Regions from separate parts of the Mus musculus genome. Here region 1 is linked to region 2. A link is a loop called in an ENCODE intact Hi-C map of the cell type or tissue named here. Cell type or tissue: heart. All regions are shown on one strand. Each heading gives the region's core, and the rest is flanking DNA. Links, peaks and the distances in the headings are about the cores only. Region 1 holds the start of Gm38563 (a long non-coding RNA gene). Region 2 has its middle 58 kb from the start of Gm24696.

Region 1 (9,727 bases), core at 1,115-9,114, 260 kb before region 2:
TTTGTCACTTGTGACTTCCCCAGAGGGTTTGCATAATAGACTATAAACTGGGATAGAGGTTTCTCAACCCTGGACCTGAAACCTTTGGTGGATCTGTTGTATATATTTCCTCCCTAGAATAGTAAGCCTTGCAAACAAACAGGCTACATCATATGCTTAGAACACCACATGCTGTTCTAATTGGGTGAAAAGGATAAGCTACTATAGCTGCGAGCATCCTCACCGCATCATTGCATTCTTCTGGAGAAGAGCTCTCTATATGTGCTATGCTACTGATCTTGGTGATGTCTTTGGAGGGTTAAGGGAACTTGTTGGCTATTTAAAGGAGAGCATCCATCCTGGCAAGAAGACTGGAGACTGGGACCACGTCCTGAGTGTGTGGTCCAACCTGAGTGTGGAGAATAGAACTAGGGGCTAGCAGTTTCTACAAGTACACTACAGTGACATTTACTGAGGTGTCAAACAGAATGGGTAAGGCCCTAACAGTCACAGGTCCACTGTCAGGGAAGCTACTGCTGCCATCTTTCTTTATTCGGAAAATGGAGTGTCACAAGTCCAGAAAAATTGAGTTACATTCCCTAAAATAATCTCAAGTTTGAAAACAGAAAGTGTGTTCACAGGTCCATTGCAAACTCATTTAGCAGGAGGAATCTGACCCAAACTGGTATAAGATGACAAACATAGAATAGTCTTTCTTTATTCCACTCTACGAATACACAATGATTTCTGCTGCAACATATTAAGACATTTGATTCCAGTATGTTATTCCAGGCTTTGCAGATGTGCTTAAACAACATACCATATGTATCCTATATTTCCTTTCTTAAGTAATAAAAACAGTTGTTCATTGCAAAATTCACCTGGCCCCAACAGTTTTGGATAAGGGAGAGTGGACTTATGCTAACTACCTCATTAGGTTTTTATGTAGATTAAGCAGGATAAAATATGGGAAGGGCTTACCAGAGTTGTAGGCACATTATAAATCAGCAGTACATATTGTGTTTCCAAAGCAGCTCTTTGCTTATGAATTAGGTTGTCCAGTTGAGCAGTTTTGCTCTGTGAGACCATCACTGTGTGACATTGTTTAAGCGTTTCACTGTTGCCTTTAGGAGGTGTCAGGGGGGTGGTGGTTATGGCTCTCTGTATGTTAATACTGGTGTCTTGGTGGTTTTCAAAAAATCTCAGTGGAAAGGTTTATTTGGGGGTCATTGAAGCTTCAATTCTCCGTTCCAGAGGTCTTTAAAGGATCTGATGAATGAAATGTGCAGAGCTTGTAGTTTTCAGTGCACTGCTGGGAGCAGCAAGCTCGCAAGTAAGAAGATGCCGGATCCCTTTTCCTGGTCATGCATAGTAATAGGATACCCTCAATTGATGAGATTGTCCCAAGCTCACAAATAAAATCTAAATAAATCTATGCTGTAAGGAGGAGGAACTGAAACATTGCTCTGTAAATGAGGAAATGAAAATCTACAAAGAACAAAACAAAACAAAAGAACAACAATAATAATAACAACAACAACAACCACACCCTCTCCAATATGGACTTGCTTCATACTGGAATGGGAAGTTTTATAGAAATATTAGACTCTACTTGTTAGCCTGTGAGGGACGTGAGTTTCTCTTGAGGCTATTGTGAATTCCTTGAATCTGGTTTCCCTTAGATGACCCTGATGGACCGCCTAACTCCGATTCTGAGACCTGGAGAAGAAAAAGACCTCTCCAGGGGAACAGGGAGGGAACAGAGAGGATTCATCTGGCTTTCTAGGGCTTGTTCACCTCTTTGTCTTAGACACACCTTAGCTTGGACCCTTTATGAGGAAAAGGTGCTGCTTTTGTTTACTTTAGAAGCTGAAAAGGCCGACGTCGAGTGGACACACCCTTCCAATGCCTTCTGCTTCCCCAGAGTGGGATGAATGACATCGCACGGTCGGAGTGTGTATCCAGTAAGTGTAGAGGAAAGCAAAAGCACAAAGTCAGCTTGCTTCATAACACCCACTCTTCCGGAAACTAACCCGGTCCCCAGATACAATCTAATTACAACCTAGTTACCTCCCAGTGATACCCACTTCCTCCCACTTCTCGGCACCATGACAGTGGGAACAAGTCTTTGGTGTCAAATCATATATAAACCATAACTCTCTAGGACGATTCTCTATCAGGTGGTGGCTTTGAGGCCTGAACTAAGCTCTTGCCAGCCTCATATTCCATTCCACACTCGCTTAGGTGGCCACGAGTTGGGGAAATATTTGAGTTGATCTGTCTTTCCCCTGTGATAAAGTGATGCGTCTGTGTTTAACATGTGAGTAAGGAACAGCTTGACATCATTCAGAGAATGTGAGGATGCATTTATATTTCTGCTAATGCATGCTGACCTTTTGTGATAGAAGGGATTTAAGAAAATAGGCGCCGAACCGTCCCTCCTTCATTAAAGTTGTAAGGGAGTTAATAGAAGTAGAAGACCATCTTACTAGGAGTAATGTCTAAGCACATGTTGGAGTCAAAACAATGATGGGCTCTTTAAAGTAAGTCCCCAGAGTTAACTGGATTGTTTTCCCCAGGTAGAGTAGAAATGGTGGTTTTATTTTCCTTGTAGTGCAAGACTATTTTCTATTTACCAGGAAAAACAATTGCTCTCTGCAAACAGTTATGATCTAGACAGAGAAGAGCAGAGAGAATCTGGCTGTATAAGCCCTGTGCTGTGCCCCCACCATCTCCATTTAGATGATGTTTGGGACCAGGTAGGAGGAAAAACAATCAGGATACAGGGACACTGAAGGACAATTGTCTTCATGGAGGCCTTCCTCTCCTAACCAGCTTTCCTTGATTGAGACTCTTCTGGATTTGAGAAGGCTTCCTGTTTTGTAGTTTGCTGTAGAATGGCTTAGAAACCTTCACCCCCTGGAGGAAAGAATACTGTCAATGGTCTTGTTTTTGATGACTGTAAAAAGAAATAGCATATTTTATCCAAAGGACCCCTTCCTCCTTCCCCTGAAAAAATGACAGGGCAGTGAGAAATTCCTAAGTTTCCTTTTGAGGCAGAGTGTGCATGCTGTGCAAACATGACTGGATTATATCACCTCTCTGAGCCTTCTTTCCCTCCAGAGTTAAACCAAGATACCTGCCTTGGTGTGGCTGCAGCTCTCAGAATCCCTTAGACTTAGCTTTCCTATTTTTCAAGCACAGAAAATTATCACAGAAAATATCATCTTGCCACTGATTGTGTGATCTTCATGACTTCATCGGTGCGGACAGACAAAACGTCAGCTACAGCTGAAACAGAACAGGCAGGATCTTTGGCAGTGTTGTGTCCCCTTCCTTGAAGCCTCCAGTGGAGATCAGCTTTCAAACAAACTGCACCCTTGTGTCAGGAAGGAGGCGGGACAGGGTGGCGCAGCAGCATGAAGCAGAACCTTTATTCAGGGTGTGAGCTCCTGTTTCCTGGGACAGGGAGTGTGTTGTCCTTGGGAAATTCTGCCTCGAGTGTTTGCCTGTGTCATCACTTGAGTACAGAAAAGAAGAGTGGGATGTCTATAAGCAACTTCTTCCCTCTAGTCTTCCATGCGTCCTTTCTACCAGAGACTCCTCCACCTCTGTGGCATCTGACTCGATTGTTTTGGGGGGACCGGGTCAGCTTGCATACTTGGGAGCACAGACAGGACACACCAAAGAGTTATCACACACCTTTATCTGTCTGAGTTGGATGAGACCCTCACCAAGCATCCACCCCTCTTAACCACATCCTTGAGCCACCTAAACAGATTCCACTCTACATCACTGGAGGCCATTAGAATATTGTGGCCAGGCCTTTGTTTCTTTTTTTCTACTAGTTCACCTATCCACCCACTCCCTCACCTCAAATATGGCTTTTTGAAAACATAGGAGAAATCTTTATTCATTTATTTTTTATCTAGTTCCAAGCCTTGGCATATAAAAAGCAATCAGTAAGTTTCTTTGTATGACATCAGTATTAAGGGATATAGTTAATACCTTTTGGGATTCTCCCCGCCCTTTAACCTTCGCCATGTAACTGAGAATAACCATGTCTTGACAACAGGGGTAATCTTTTGGCAACTTTGTCTGTGCTGCTTGAGACCCTCAGTCAAGGCCAGGGAGATTCCTCCTAGAGGGTAGACCATAGACCTCCTTAGGGGAATAACAGAGCCGTATGTAAATGACTCTTCTCCCATGGATCAGGAGAACTAATGCCTGCTCAGTCTGTTTAATGCTACCTGTATGCATGCTTTTAGGGCTATTTGATACTACTGGATATCTAATTGATATATCTTCCTGTAGAAGACTGTTTCTCCCAGTCTCAGCATCCCTCAGTTACCGGTAGGTCTTTGGGTAGGGTTGAGGCCCCCTGGTCCTCCTCCCATCCCCATTAACACGTCTATTTTGTCCCTGTTCAGCTCACACTGAGATTTTATGAGTGTTGCTTCTGACATAACCAGGACCCACAATCTCATAGCAAATGATTTTAGGTGAATGCAGTCAGAAGTGGGATCAGATAACCTGGAACTGGAGTTCCAGAGGATTGGGGGCCACTCCGTGGGTGCTGGGAACTGCACCTGGTCTTCCAAACTGCAAAATAGTAAGCACTGCTAACCAGGGAGCCACTTCTCTAGCCCCTTAAGGGACCATTCTAAACAATGCAGGAAACCAAGACTGTGAAAGATGACATAAGATTTCCAGCCTCGATTATATTCACATTCAGTAGTAATAGTTCTCAAAATTCTGAGTGAAACAGAAGGCCCACAAAGAAGTGTGAGATCATGAGAAAAATATTTGTACCTGTTTTATTTATAAACTATTATCTACAGAATGAAAATCATTAACCTATAAATTACAGATTAGAGACAACAGATCAGACCTTAAAGATGTGGTAGTAATACATTAAGTTTCTAAAATAATGTTTTTTAGCTTAAAGGACATTTATTTTTAACTTAAAAGGTGAACTACATTTTAATTAACCTTGTGCCTTTAAACGCAGTCTGCAAGTTCTAGAGAACTCAGTTTTGACTTTGAATTCACCTAATGGAGGGATCAAGAATGTTGGATCCGGAGTGAGCTTCTTTTGAGGACTGTTTGTCAATAACAGCTTTTGCCACAGAGGGCTTTTGTGAGGATTAACCACTGAAAGGTACGCTAAGCCCCATGAACACCGACTTGCAAACAGTGGGACCTAGCTAATTGACTTCTCTCCCACTTTTCTTCTTCTTCTTTACTAGACTACTTCAAAGCAGAAGCTGTTTCAAAAGAGCAGGGGGCAGACAGTGAGGACTAGAGAGGAGAAAGCAGAGGAAGCCCAAATTAGTCCTTGTCGAGTCGAATTTGGTGGTCCGATTCCGATGCAGTTCCGGAATCAGCCACACGATGGCAGCACAAGCATGGTGGCCTTCTAACTATCGAAAGCTTGGGCAATTTAAATTCCCAGTTTTAAAGCTAGGGGCGCTTGGGTGTGTTTGTAGTTGTGCCTGCGAATCAAAGCTGTGCCCATCTTTAATAGTCTCAGCTGAGCTGTAACGCAGATCGACAGGAAAATCTACAAGAGCTTCACGGTCTTTCCCGAAAAATCCCAACAGGAGTTTGATAGTAAAAAAAAAAAAAAAAAAAAAAAAAGAAGAAGAAGAAGAAGAAAAAGGAGAAAAAGCACCTAACTTGGTATTCATTTCTAATGGGGGAGAACGTCCTTAAATCCGCGGCATCTGTTCCGCTGGGTTTGCTGTCAGTGAGCAGGTATTGCGGTTAATGAGCCACCAGCTTGCTGCTCCCAGGGCCAGGCTGGAGCAGTCAGCTGGTGCAGGGATGGGACCTGCAATCAGCAGCTGTGCACCGACATGCCCCGGGACGGAAAATGTGATTTGTGACACAGCAGCTTGGGAATAATAATGAAAACATAATTGCTCCGGGCGGATGGCTCGCTGTCTTTCAATTGCTAAGCTACTTCACCTCACAAGCGGGGAGCTGTGCTTCTCAGCTTTCATTTCTCTGGGACAACCAAAGGCACAGCTCTCGGGTATCCTGCTGCCCTTCTTAATGAATGTTTCCTTGAATCCCTGAGAAGAGCTGCGTTCCCTCCCTGTTCCTCCAACCAGGAAAATCTTTCCTCTGCTCCGACTTCGGCAGTAGCAGCCAGTCTGCTTAAGCAAAGGCCCTAGAGTCATGGCTGTGACTTGTTCTCTGCTGCCTATTAGTATTGTTGGGGTTTGCTTTGCATTCTGGGAATTTTGTTTTTCCTAGCCCATTCGCTTCATTTAGACTTCACACCCACGCCTCTTAAACCATTTCTCATCATGACTTTGGTCTTCAGGAGACTATCGCCTTCGGGACGATTATTGCCTGTGTAGGAATACTGGGATGAATAGAATAGGAATGCTACGATGACCCATGTCTAGAGTTTGCATCTTCCAGTGATGGAGGGCAGAGGACCCTAAGGAAGACCTCGCAGCAGCTTTGGTTTGATCTCCCAATTGGGGAAGTCCAGTCTCCTGGGTGTCATGTTTGGGATCTGAGATCAGTCACTGGGTGATGTGGGTGCTGTACCTCATCCCCGGGGCATCTGCCCTGGAGGGATGGTGTGGGCGGCTGTTGTAGCTCCTCACAGGATGCCCCCTGTGTACACAAACAATTCTACCTCATTTGTGCAGGGTGTTATTGCTGCCATGGGTTCTGGATGGCTGACCCATGACAAGTCGTTCAGTTTTTAAGTTTGGATTGTTTGGGAGTTCAATGCTAAAAGGAAGGGTTGTTCCCGCTAAAGAGGGTTGAAACTTCTTGTTTTCCCTTTCCCAGACTGATCATTTTGAGGCAAATCTCCAGTGGAGAAGAAGGGGAGTCTGCAGTTGCTCCCTGTTGTGGTGAGATTTATGTGGAACACTTTGTATTTATGCTATTTCTCTTTCACTTACTATTGCTTTTTTCTGTCCTGGTTTCTTGAGTTACCTTCCAAATGTACCGTTTTGGGTACTGGTTTTGAATTAACTGCAGTCTAGACTAAAACAAGGCCACCTGGGACCCAGAAATCAGAATGCAAATCCCTTAGTTAACACACACACACACACACACACACACACACACACACACACACACACACTCATACACTGCTGAGTCTATGGAAGGAAAGTTGAGTAGAAGATCAGTCTGAGGAGCTTTAGTCAAATCTCACCCATCGTACAAGTAGCTGGTGGTACGCAAAGGCCAGGCACCATGTTTGCTGGATTCTTTGGGCCCAAATCCCTGTGTATTCATAGGTGTTAGTGTCTAACTCCAATTGTCCCAGAAGCAACAACCACCCACATTTGGGACTGACTTCAAGTAGAAGAGTCAGCAACTGTCACCATGTTTGATTTAAGGAGGGCATTAAGCCTTGGGGTGGCAGTACATTATGTGGGTGGAACGACACTTTCACCTGAAGCTATTTGTCACCGTGGGTTAAGTCAGAGCTTGTAGCAGGATTGGCAGCCCTGGGTAAGTGTCACATGACGGCCACACTATAAGCTGCCCTTGACTGATGACCGACTCTGAGTCACAATCCTGCAAGCACCTCTAAACATCCTATTTAGCCCAGACTTCACAATAGAATCATTTAGAGTTCCCCTCGTAATGATTTTGCTCACACCTTCACCTTAACATTCTGCTTTCCCTGCCCTGAGGATAGAGCTTGAGTGTTCGGAAAGTTTGGCAGGTGGTGTGTAACAGGAGTGGTGTTGGAGAACAATTGATTGATATGGTATCTCTTCACTATCATCCAAGAAAGCTCTCGTTACACACACACACCCCCTAATTTGTGCAAAACGAAAGCAATGAATGCCTTGGAGAAATTGGGACACATCCAGGTTATTATGGACCAAAGGACCAAAGGCAGGTCTGACTCTAGAATTTCAGGTTCCAAGCAAAATGAAACCTGCCAAATTTCTATTCTGAACACCCCAGATTGGTTGGGGGGAAAATTAGGCTTCACCAAGTGGGCATTATGGTGGCCAAAAGCAGACTAAAGGTTTCTTTGGAGTTCCAACTTGATCTTAATAGCTTCGTTGCTTTTGCACAGTTACTTTACTTTCTATAAAATCAGTTCTCCGGGAAGGCAGGTAAGGGCTGTTCATAGCACCCACATGTCCCACATTCCAACTTAGCAGCTAAGCTTGCTGGTTCTTAGACCAACAGACAGAAGCTGGGGTGATTCTATGAGGTTGGACATGGAGGAAGGAGAAGGGGGCTTGCTAGGAGAAATGGTTAAAAATCTGAGGCTCCTGGAAAATCAATTCTGTTTGTATCTTCTATTGTCTTTTTTGCCTTAGGAGAACACAGGCATTAAAGATGGAGGTAGTGGCATGATTATGTTATTTGAGTTCTATACAGCTTCAGTCTCAGGAGTCAATGGATGCTTTCTATGACAGTCAATGAGAAAGTAGCATTTTAGACAAGAGTCCAGATGGTCACTGTCACAAGTACTTTGCTCTATGGTCTCAGAAGAAAGCATGTACAGGCATCAATGAATGGATCCAACAAAAACATTATTTCAAAGGCAGGATGGCTGACCTTGGCTTGTGGGCACAGTTTGCTGAGGCCTTCTCTATTTGGCTGCTACTAAGGGCAAGTTAGACAATTGGAAAATCTACTATCCTTGCTCAATTCAGCTCGAATTATAGGCTGGACTGAATCTTCATCCTGTCTTCCATTTTATAATCTAAAATCACTCATGTAATTCATATCTACAGAGACAGAAAGACAGAGGGCTGACAGGCACACATGTGCACACACACACACACACACACACACACACACACACACACACACACACACACGGATCTTTCCAGTCCTGGATTTGATTTCCAAGTGAGGACTTTGAGGTTGATAACAATTCATAGCTTGTAAGTCCTAAAGTCAGCCAGAATTTGTATGCAGGCCTTTGGGAAACTAAAGCCCAGATTCTCTAGACTATAACAATGTTTCTAAGCAATGCTTTGAAAATAATTTGAGGCCAGTGATCCACGAGTCAGTCTATGCTTTCATTTACTTTCCCTGAATGACTCTTGGACCAAAATACAGATAGGATTAAAATATACCAGGCGAGTGACTTTTTTATTATTAGTAGTAGTATTGCACCTAAGATTGAAGCCTCTGCAGCTGAGCACACTGCCTTGCATCCTGAAGGCAAATGTCAGGAGAGTAATTTCCCTGGGCCCCGCCTTCCCACATCAAGGAAATACTTGGCAGCACATCTAAAGTTTCTTCTTATTTTTGACCTTCCAGCTGTCTCTGTTATCACAGGATCTGGCAAGCACAGGGAGGGTTAGATCCCATTGACACTGGCCCGCTGAAGGCCATAAATGGACTTCCTCCTGCCATTGTCTTTAAATGGCCTTTTCGGAAATATCTACAAGGTCAAAACACACACTGCAGCCCAGACGCCTGCTCTCCCTGCCACTCACTTCCTCTATGTTAAACTTCAGCTAAATGTACCTTTATGTGTCTAATCATTTTTGATATCTGAGGAACGATCCAATAGGTGCTCTTTGTGCTGCCTTTTAGAAGCGGTGGTGCCAAGACCCATGTCGGGTGGATAAAGATACACTGTGCTTAAAGGAACATTGTCTTCCCATCAGCATAGAAGAGCAGATCTATTCAATTATGTTTTCTATGTACAGCATATCTGTACCAGGCTGCTATTCTTTCCCCTGGGATAGCCTAGGTGATCTTGTTTCAAATCTACATCCACGGAAGAGCA
Region 2 (9,727 bases), core at 807-8,806:
ATCCATAATGATGTGAGTGAAGCATTAGGTTCCAAGAGACTGAACCTGAGATGGATTGATGTTAAGCTGGAAAATAAATGGAGGATAGAGGGGATATCGTTCAAATGTCAGAGAACATTTAAAAAAAAAAAAAAAGGTGCGTCTGCTTTGTATGCAAGAAAAGCAGATGAAAAGAAAAAGAGGCCCCGTGTTTCCAGCCCAAGATCCAGCACTGATAGATTGTGGCATTTTTGAGAAATCACTTAAGACTTCTGATTCTTTTTTGTTCAAAATGTATTATTATTTCTATATTATTCTTAAAATTCAACTAAGAGTTTAACAACCGAAACATCTATCTTAGTGTTTCAAGAAGTACATGGCCTACACATTTGTTAATACAACCTTCTCATTAATCCCATGGAAAGCAAAATATTATTCTGATTTGAAACAAAAACTCTTATGTGCAGAAGCCTCTTCAGTTCACACACCTGGGGAAGTGTCTGTGGTATTGTGGTGGCCTACCTACTCAACGTTCTCCTTTAGAGTTCTCTGACACAGGGGCCATGCTCCAGGGAGCATGGTCTGTGTGGAAAATAAGTCAACGTTCTATAAATACCTAAAGGCACCAAAATATCTTTCAATGTGGGACTCTAGTAAGAAATGCAGATTGCAGCAATGACTCCCACTACACTTTTGTGGCTCCATATGAACATAGAACAATAATTTAAAAAGGAAAAAAAACAGTGTCTATATTTCCTTGAACTGTGTTGCTGCTATTAAGTCAGTAAAGCAGGTGAAGTCACAGGGCCTCTTTAATAGACTGGAAGGCCTCATCAATCCTATTCCCCAATTTTATCATCAAACTACAGAAGGTAAATGGAAAGAGTAGAGAAGATATTACACACAAATGCAGAAAACTCACTTCTCTATAGATATGGATGTTTACTAAAAAATAATGGAGACTAGAGGGAAAAGAATGGGTCATCTCCTCTAATGCTCAGCCTGAATACTCAGCTGGGCAGGACCAAGGAAAGGGTTACGATGGTGAAGAATTCAAAAAATCATGGATTCTCAGATTCATGTAAAGACAGGATGAGTTAACATTGCTGGGAAACTTTAACTCATGTGAATCACTCTTGTCTTCATTCTGGCAATTTAGTCCCTGTTCTAAAGTCAAACAAATTAGGTTAGCAAGTTCTTCCTGTTGTAGGTCCAGGTAGGAGAGAAGTAGGTACTTGCATCTCTCTCTAGCCCAAGTGATGAATCTGCCTATTGTCTTCCATGAACCATTTCTCTATACTCAGGCTTCTCAAACTTTTCTATGTATGTCAGAATGATCTCGGGATCTTTTAAAATCATATCCTGATGCATTAGTCAAGAGATACCCCCAGCATTTAGAATTTCTAACAGGCTCCCAGATGCTATTGCTGTGGATTGATCCATTTAGCATAATGAACAATGGGGCCTAGGAATAATGGTCTCCATGTTCAAATGTGATGGCATAATAATGAACTCAGTTCTGCAGTCCATCCAGTACATGTTAAGGGCAAGAGAATTCTTCATAGAGCATAAAAACTGTAGAGGTCATTTGAAATACAAACACAAAATCCTAAAGATGAGAAACAATCATAGTCCTCTGGGTTTTCATAGACATATTGGAAGGATCTAAGACTTCAGAACTAGAAGTAGTGTCTTATTCCAAGAAAGTTCTATTCCAAGTTCTTTTCCTTCTATCTCCAACAATTCTATCCTTCAAGAATTTCTTATCATCTCATAATGGACTCAGAAAGCAAATCTAATATTTGAGTCATCTCTGCTATGGATGCATCATCTCTGCTTATGTATGTGTGAGTTTCACTGAGTAATTTACACATACAAAATGAAAGTTACAAAGACAGGAATGTATATAATATGAGTTCTAATGAATTTAATCTTGATTTTTAGTTTGTTCCAGAATGCTTAGTATCTTTTTCAAAATCGTGAAATTAAAAATACAAATATTTATTATCTGATGACTATGTTAATGCTAGATTAAAGTTTAAATGGAAAATGTTATTTATCAATAAGAGTATCATCACCTGAGAATAATTTTCTACTTCCGTTTGTGCAGGATGCTGAAGTTTTCTGAAGTTTCTCATCTTTGCTCCATGAGTGTGTTACCTTCATGTTCCTCTCACGATTTTTTTCTGTCGTTTCCTTTCTGTTGATCTGATCAAACATTCTGATCAAAATCAGTCTGGGGAAAGAAAGGAAGCATTAAAACTTACACATTATGGTTCATCATTGAAGGATGTCAGGACAAGAATTCAAGCAGACACATAAAGCAGACACCATGAACGAATGCTGCTTGCTAACTCACAGGTTCCTTCTTAGCTAGCTTTCATCACAAGTCCATCTGCCTAGGGAATATTGCTGTCCATAGTGGGCTGGGTCCTCCTACATTAATTAACAAGCATGACAATCCCTCAAAGAAATGCTCACAGGTTAATCTTTTTTGAGTAATTTCTCAAGTGAGACCCCTTTCTCAGGAAATTTGACACTGCGTACAAATGACAGTTAAAGCTAATTAGTGGCTGAGGAAAGTGATGTGCATTCATAGGCAGTCACTAACAAAAATGTTGGTAAGAATTCTAATGAATCCTCATAGAGGCTGAGACGATGTCTCATGCACTTTAGAAATGGAGCTTTGTCCCCCACTTCCAAAAATACACTTACAGTCTGATGTATGTCTATACAATATTTCCTCTGTCGTCGGTGATATTAACTGAAGATGAAATTTACTGACATTCCTTTTCTCAACATAGTGTCTACATACAGAAGAGACAAAAAGCCGTTACCAAGAATAGACAAAAATCTGTTAGCACTCTTTGAGTAAAGAACATGTTTTGAGAAGAATTTTTAAGTTTTATTTTGGTTTTTGTTTTGGTTTGGTTTTTGGTTTTTTTTTTTTTTTTTTTGGTAGTAAAGTTGTTGTGTCAAAGATTTAGGTGACATTGAGTTCAAACTCATTTTGGTAGAAGATGACTTAACATAACAATCAGGTCACACCTAGCTAATGATCTCACATTTAGCCCTTGAACAAGTCTCTGTCTTCTAACCTGCAGCAGTTGTTCAGGAGGAATCAGTATAGAAAGGGAAACGTGAAGCTATGCTGTGGTCCTCTGCATTCTTCTTTATGGAATAGTGAAAAATGGCTTATTCTTTTTTTTTAATTAGGTATTTTCTTCATTTACATTTCCAATGCTATCCCAAAAGTCCCCCCATCCCTCCCCCCCCCCCGACTCCACTTCCCCCTCCCTCCCAGTTCTTGGCCCTGTACTGAGGCATATAAAGTTTGTAAGACCAATGGGCCTCTCTTTCCAATGGCTGACTAGGCCATCTTCTGATACATATGCAGCTAGAGACATGAGCTCCGGGGTACTGGTTAGTTCATATTGTTGTTCCACCTATAGGGTTGCAGACCCCGCTCCTTGGGTACTTTCTCTAGCTCCTCCTTGGGGGCCCTGTGATCCATCCAATAGCTAACTGTGATCTTCCACTTCTGTATTTGCTAAGTCCAGGCATAGCCTCACAAGAGACAGCTATATCTGGGTCCGTTCAGGAAAATCTTGCTAGTGTATGCAATGATGTCAGTGTTTGGAGGCTGATTATGGGATGGATCCCCAGGTATGGCAGTCTCTAGATGGTCCATCCTTTTGTCTCAGCTCCAAACTTTGTCTCTGTAACTACTTCCATGGGTGTTTTGTTCCCAATTCTAAGAAGGGGCAAAGTGTCCACATTTTGGTCTTTGTTCTTCTTTAGTTTCATGTGTTTTGTAGATTGTATCTTGTATCTTGGGTATTCTAAGTTTCTGGGGGCTTATTCTTAATAAGAGTATCATCGACCAAAATCAAATCATTAGTAGGATGTATATTATCAAGACTTGAATAGCAAATGATCATTGCTAGAATGTGGCTCCTTCTGAATAAATTTTTACAACATGTTGCTCTCAGTTTCTATAGTAGCACCTACTGGTATTAGTAGTTAAAACTGACTACAGAAGAATATGAGTGAGTATTTTTTATTAGACTGTGTTCAGTAATTATTTGGAGGTAATAAGATATTAATTTTACATTCATCTTAATTTCTTTTAACTCATATTTATGGTGAAATGAAGTATTTCACACACACACTATGACATTTGTGTACAACTAAATATACAAGTTTTAGACATATTAAGGTATGAAAGTTCAGTTGTAAAATTAAAATTTACATTTTAGAATTCAAAGTTAAAAATCCACATATTTTGTTCGCAGATATCCATGAATGAATGAGGATGGGACTGCTCAAATTATCATTCATGGGTGTAAAGCTCACATGGGACCCTTATTGCCACCTGGTGGCAGTGTACCCTAATTGAAGATTTAGGTTTTGAGTGACACAAAGACACCTATATTTAAAAATAACAGAAGTCACAGGAGAAAGTAAATAGTCTCAAACTCCTGTGGTTTGAAGAAAACACTTGGATTGTTTTCATTGCCCCAATCAACCAAAGAAGAGAAGTACAACTTTGAGCTTCACCATGAAGCCTAGTTTGGTTCAAGACTTACTTCCTGTAGGATATATCTGAAAGTTAGTTAGTCAGGGAGTCCTTTTACTCCTAAGGTAGTAGGGTCATATCCAATTAGGAAATTGACTAAAAAAGTAAGAAAGGGTTCTGTGTTGTATTCTTTCTGTGCGTATAGTGTAGCAGAAGCAACAATGACTTCTGTTGTACCCCAACAGAATCTTCTATGATTAACTACTTTGCCTCCTAAAATTCTCTCAGCTAAATTGATGCATGAAATATTTCATGAAATTTATCTCACCAGCAGAACTACAATTCAGGCTAAATCCATCAGAATCTCTGGGAATGGAAATACCATTGATATTTTTGTTACAAGTTTCCCAGGGTCTACAGTGTGCAGCCAATATTAAAAATCACTGGACTGGAGCAAAGAGAAAGTTAAAGCTTATGCAATAAAAAGAAAATGCTGTTCCCACTTAATATTGGTCAAACCCATGGTGAATTGACATGGGAATTTCAATCATGCCTGAATATATGGAACAAAGAGATCAAGACAGTACCACCATATATTCTCCAAAAACTTTTCAGTGCATTATTTGTAACTGATTCCTGGACACATTTTATTTAACCTACATTCATGTGTTAAGTGACTTTATTATCTCTCTCTACTATTTACAGTTTTAGCCACTTAGCCAAAACATGATTCCTGAGCACCATATGAGTTATAAGCCACAGAGCATGACTTAAGCCAAAGTATGTCTGTCTTCCACACCTAGGGATGTTTTTCTGACACAGCTTGAAATTCAAGTTTCAAAATAGAATGACTATCAGACTTTCAGGAGTCTTTAGAAATTCATGAACAACTATTTTGGGGGCCTTAAAAACTACTTTGCTAAAGATTTGTGCCCTCACAAGGTTCCAAAGCAGTGGATATAAATGCTTCGGTAACAAGGATGTTTTTACTAGGCATATACAGGACTCCAGATGAAAGACAGTTCAAAGATTCATCTGCCGTTGCCTGTGTCTGTCTCCTCACTTGCCAGCTAGCCTATTCAAGGAACTCTACTTCAAGAGCCAAGACAGCAGAAGCTGTCAGCTGATTTACAATTAAATGTGTCAAAGACAGATTTTCAATGGAAAATTTTGGTAGGAAGAATGAGTTTTTCAACTATAAATAGACTCCATCCAAAGTTTCAAAGCGAAGTGTGCTGTGCTTGTCTGGTCCTCTGCACCCTCTACTTTTGAACTTCACACCTACACCTGGACTGTTTCACTTTCTTTGACTGGGATAATCCTGATGATCCAATCAAAGAAAACTATAAGACAGAATTTGCTGAGTTTATGCCATGTATGTGCAGATTCCTGCATTGTATCTCATGCAAAACAGTGAGTTTGTTCAAGTCAAAAGCATCTATGCACACAGACTAGTTAATTCAAGTCACTTTCCAGCCTAATTTGCCTCCAGTACCTAACTTTTTCAGATTAGAAATTAGAGGCCTTTCTAACCATTACAGCGCATCATCTCCTTGTGTTCCTTTATTCTAATGACTTCCTTAGTGTCAGTCTTAGCTCCTATATATCCCTTGGCATACCAACAAATAGTTTTCCTGTCTTAGATCACCAGTAAACTCTTTCAATGACAGGACTCATTATGTCCAGATTCTGTGGTCAGCAATGTGAGTTGTAATGATCCAAGTGGGTCACTTTCATAGTGCCAGGGATCTGGCTTCTGGCCTGGAAATACCAAAGTGACAACGGGACTGCCCTTCATTGGTGTGATCCCTCAATTGGTGGGACTGAGAGAATCATCTAGAACTGCCCTTTCAAGAGCACTGACCTCTCATCCTCTGGGAAGTTTGACTAGACTTCTTTTCCTGAAAGTAAAACCATCTTTGAGAACTACAGAAGCCTTTTCTGCTCCCACATGCTACCAGGGACTCAAAGAGAGCCCAGACTCAATGAATGGAGAAACTGACTTCTTTCTCACTGTTTCACCCAGTCATGTTTTCTCTTCCATACGTAGTTGACTGTTAATCCTGCTCCTGATGTTGGTTCTAATATTTACTTCTCACCACCACATTTGATCAGTTTTTGCAGAACTCATGCTGCTTTATAAGCAAGCATTTGATCATGTTGTTATGCCATTAAACATGGCTTCCCACAAGATATGATGGCACCCGTCTCTAGTCCTATACCAGGAACATTAGAGTGAAAGGATCTCAAGTTCAAGACCATTCTGGACCATACAGTGAAACTCTAACGAAAGGGAAAAACATATTTTTCTTTCTGAACTATGATCTCCAGGAAGCAGGAACCTGGTCTATAGCTTTCTGTATTTGGTGACTGTCACACAGCCTGGCCAAGGGACTATTCAATGCACTGGGCACAAGAAAGTGACAGCAAAAGTGGTTTAGAAGTTGGACCTTCCAGATTATTTTCTTGCTCTGGTATAGACATCAAGCTGCATCACCAACTTACCTATATCAAGTTTCCACAATAGAAAACTGATTTTGTACACATAATAGATGACAATAAATGTTCTCCAAAGCAATATATACATTTCTTCCTCATACTTTTTAGTGTATGGGAAAATAATCACATGAAAATAGAAAGGTTGAAGGGACTCTGGCCAGTTTGAGCATAGCAAGCATGGCTCTGGCAGACCTGCCCCCTTGCCCCTCATTCCCTCTATGTCATAGTTTGTAAGTGTTTGGCCCAGGAAGTGGCACCATTAGAAGTTATGGCATTATTGGAATAAGTGTGGCACTGTGGGTATGGGCTTTGAGACCCTCATCCTAGCTGCCTGGAAGCTAGTCTTCCACTAGCAGCCTTTAGATGAAGATGTTGATCTCTGAGCTCTCCCTGCACCATGCCCACCTAGATGCTGCAATGCTCCCACCTTAATGATAATGGACTGAACCTCTGAGCCTGTAAGCCAGTCCCAATTAAATGTTGTCCCTATAAGAGTTGCCTTGGTCATAGTATCTGTTCAAAGTAGTAAAACCCTAACTAAGACACTCTGCCTTAATAAATACTGTAAGATTACATTCCTAAAGTTATCCACCAAGGCCTATTCACTTATTTGGTCACTTCTTCCTCCTGAGACTGATTACCACGGTTCATCTTTCAAAGCTTTGAGGTCTAGCAAACAAAAGCCCCCTTTAGGGTTCGCTTTAGGGTTTTATTGCCTGCCATTGGATCCCCTTCCGCTAGCTGAACTGCCTGGTTGGACCTCAGTGTGAGGGGATTGATGACTCAGGGCAGGGTGGTATCCAAGTGAAGCTTCCTCTTCTCTCAGGAGAAGGATTGGGGAGGAGTAGGGGAAGGGATTTGTGAGAGTGGGACTGGGAGGAGAGGATGGGGGAGGGCATGCTGCAACCAGGATGTAAAGAGAATAAATAAATTAATTAATTAATGACAAAAGTCCCTTTTGGCTCAACTAATTAACATAACCATTAAATGCCTCATCCTAACATGGCATTTCCCTTTGTACTTTTATAAACTGATATTTTCCTGTGACAAATCTATCTCTTCTCTATCCAGAGGCAGTTTCTTATCGTACTCTCAGACAATTGTCCCTGCCCCAACTCCCTGGTTCTCTTCCTCTTCTTCTTTTTCCTCTATCTTCTGCCTTCTGTCCCACTAGGGTAAATAAATGTCCTTTGTGCTGAGAACTTTGTTGGGGGAGGGTTGAGCCCAATATTTTTCCTTTCAAAGGTATAACTCTATGTTGATTAGTATGAATATATTTTTTAAAAACTTCTATAACTTTATGTCATCTACATTTGAATAAGAAGATTAGACCAGGAGAACCACTGGCAAAACCACTCAGTAAAAGTGGTCTTTTTTACATCAGGTAGAGAATTTCCCAAGGCTAACTTTCTGTCTCTTCAAAGACACTCATGATTTATCAGTTAAGCCCCAGATATTTTTAGTACTGGAAAAATCTGTCAAAATGACCTTTTGGGCAATATGACCATAAAGAGCTCATAGTTCATAGACTATAAGAAACAAAACATGGAGGTAGACTAAAAGGAAACAAAGTGTTGACTAGCCTTTTTGGTCAACGTCTCTGTTAAAAAAAGAATCAAACTTGTTTCTTGGGTTTTCATGACAATCTTCTGGGGCCCTCTTTACTTTGTACTCTTAGAGAGTCAAAAATATACCTACCCATTTCCTGCTGTTGCGTTTGACATACCATTTTTGACATATGTGAGGTACTCACCAGGCTAACCTAATAAGCAAAGTTTGCCTTTCTAAATTCAAAATAGTAGAAGTTTATAAATTTAGTGTTCTGTTAAACATGATTGAACATCATGTATTCCCAATAGGAAAGGCATGAAAATACTGAGATAAGAACTACTTTTCTCATCTCTTATGTGTTCTCTTTCTCTCTCTCTCTTTCCTGGTCTCTCCCCTCTCATAATTACTTCATGCCAAGGTATGCCTGAAAGGACTTCTCAAAATACCCTGAATGACCAAAAGATGCTTCAAAGGGCATGAGTGTTATACCAAAGAGAAATATTCCATATTAGAGGTTTTAGAATAGCTCTGGTGTACATATCCTTAATTTCAGCATGATTAGAAATAAACTACTTAAGGATAAAGTGGGATAATAAAGACACTCAAATTTATGAATGGTCAACAAAACTGCTTCATCATTGTATCATTATCCATCATCCCAAGGAGACTGACAATAATATTTGTGTTGGACTGGGAGGGGGGTTGCTGTATAGAAACTATGGAGTCTGAGCTCTTAATGGTGGCATCATCTGAAACAGGCAGCTCTTGTGCCATATTGAGAATGGCTTGAGTCACATAGAAGGGAAAAAGACTTAGAGAAGTCCATGTGAGAATGGCCCAGCACAACCATACAAGCCCATTGGTCCAGTCTCATGGCTACAATTAATAGGAAAAAGAACTGGGACATGCCATGTATATAAGAAGGCAAGAAGATAAAGATGAAATGGAATGAAGATATTCCAAAACCAGGAGAAGAGCATAGTTTTCAATAAGAGGACATCATTCTTCTGGATTACAGTCTATCATGTTTCCTATTTGGTCATGTGATGACCAGAACAATTCTATCGACATTATTGCATCACTATGTTCATCCTACAGTAAAGCAGTATGACAGCCAGTGTGTAAACTCCTTACTAATCCAATCCTCATGCTCTGTGAAGTAGATCTTAGGTAGCTCTG

Evidence for each region. Hi-C counts contacts between places; a loop is a spot of excess contacts. Peaks named below come from ENCODE experiments on the same cell type or tissue, not always from the same donor. Only the 100,000 strongest peaks of a DNase experiment are listed, where the experiment ranks them.
Region 1: a loop joins it to region 2, with 5 times the contacts of the local background. A loop is called at or near these places in 10 of 42 quality-filtered maps.

The regions. Positions count from the first base shown.
Region 1 is chr15:61,152,334-61,162,060 of GRCm38, forward strand. Gm38563 (a long non-coding RNA gene) reads left to right here and starts at 4,824. Exons shown (of 3, transcript XR_875374.2): 1 at 4,824-6,857. RefSeq lists an enhancer at 5,304-6,398. In heart, for the core only: a CTCF peak has its summit at 5,404 (motif pointing right); a DNase peak (open chromatin) is centred at 5,378; H3K4me3 peaks cover 993 bases; H3K27ac peaks cover 911 bases.
Region 2 is chr15:61,411,471-61,421,197 of GRCm38, forward strand. No RefSeq gene overlaps it. Among named protein-coding and RNA genes, the nearest start is that of Gm24696, 58 kb to the left of the region's middle. In heart, for the core only: a CTCF peak has its summit at 4,352 (motif pointing left); a DNase peak (open chromatin) is centred at 6,251.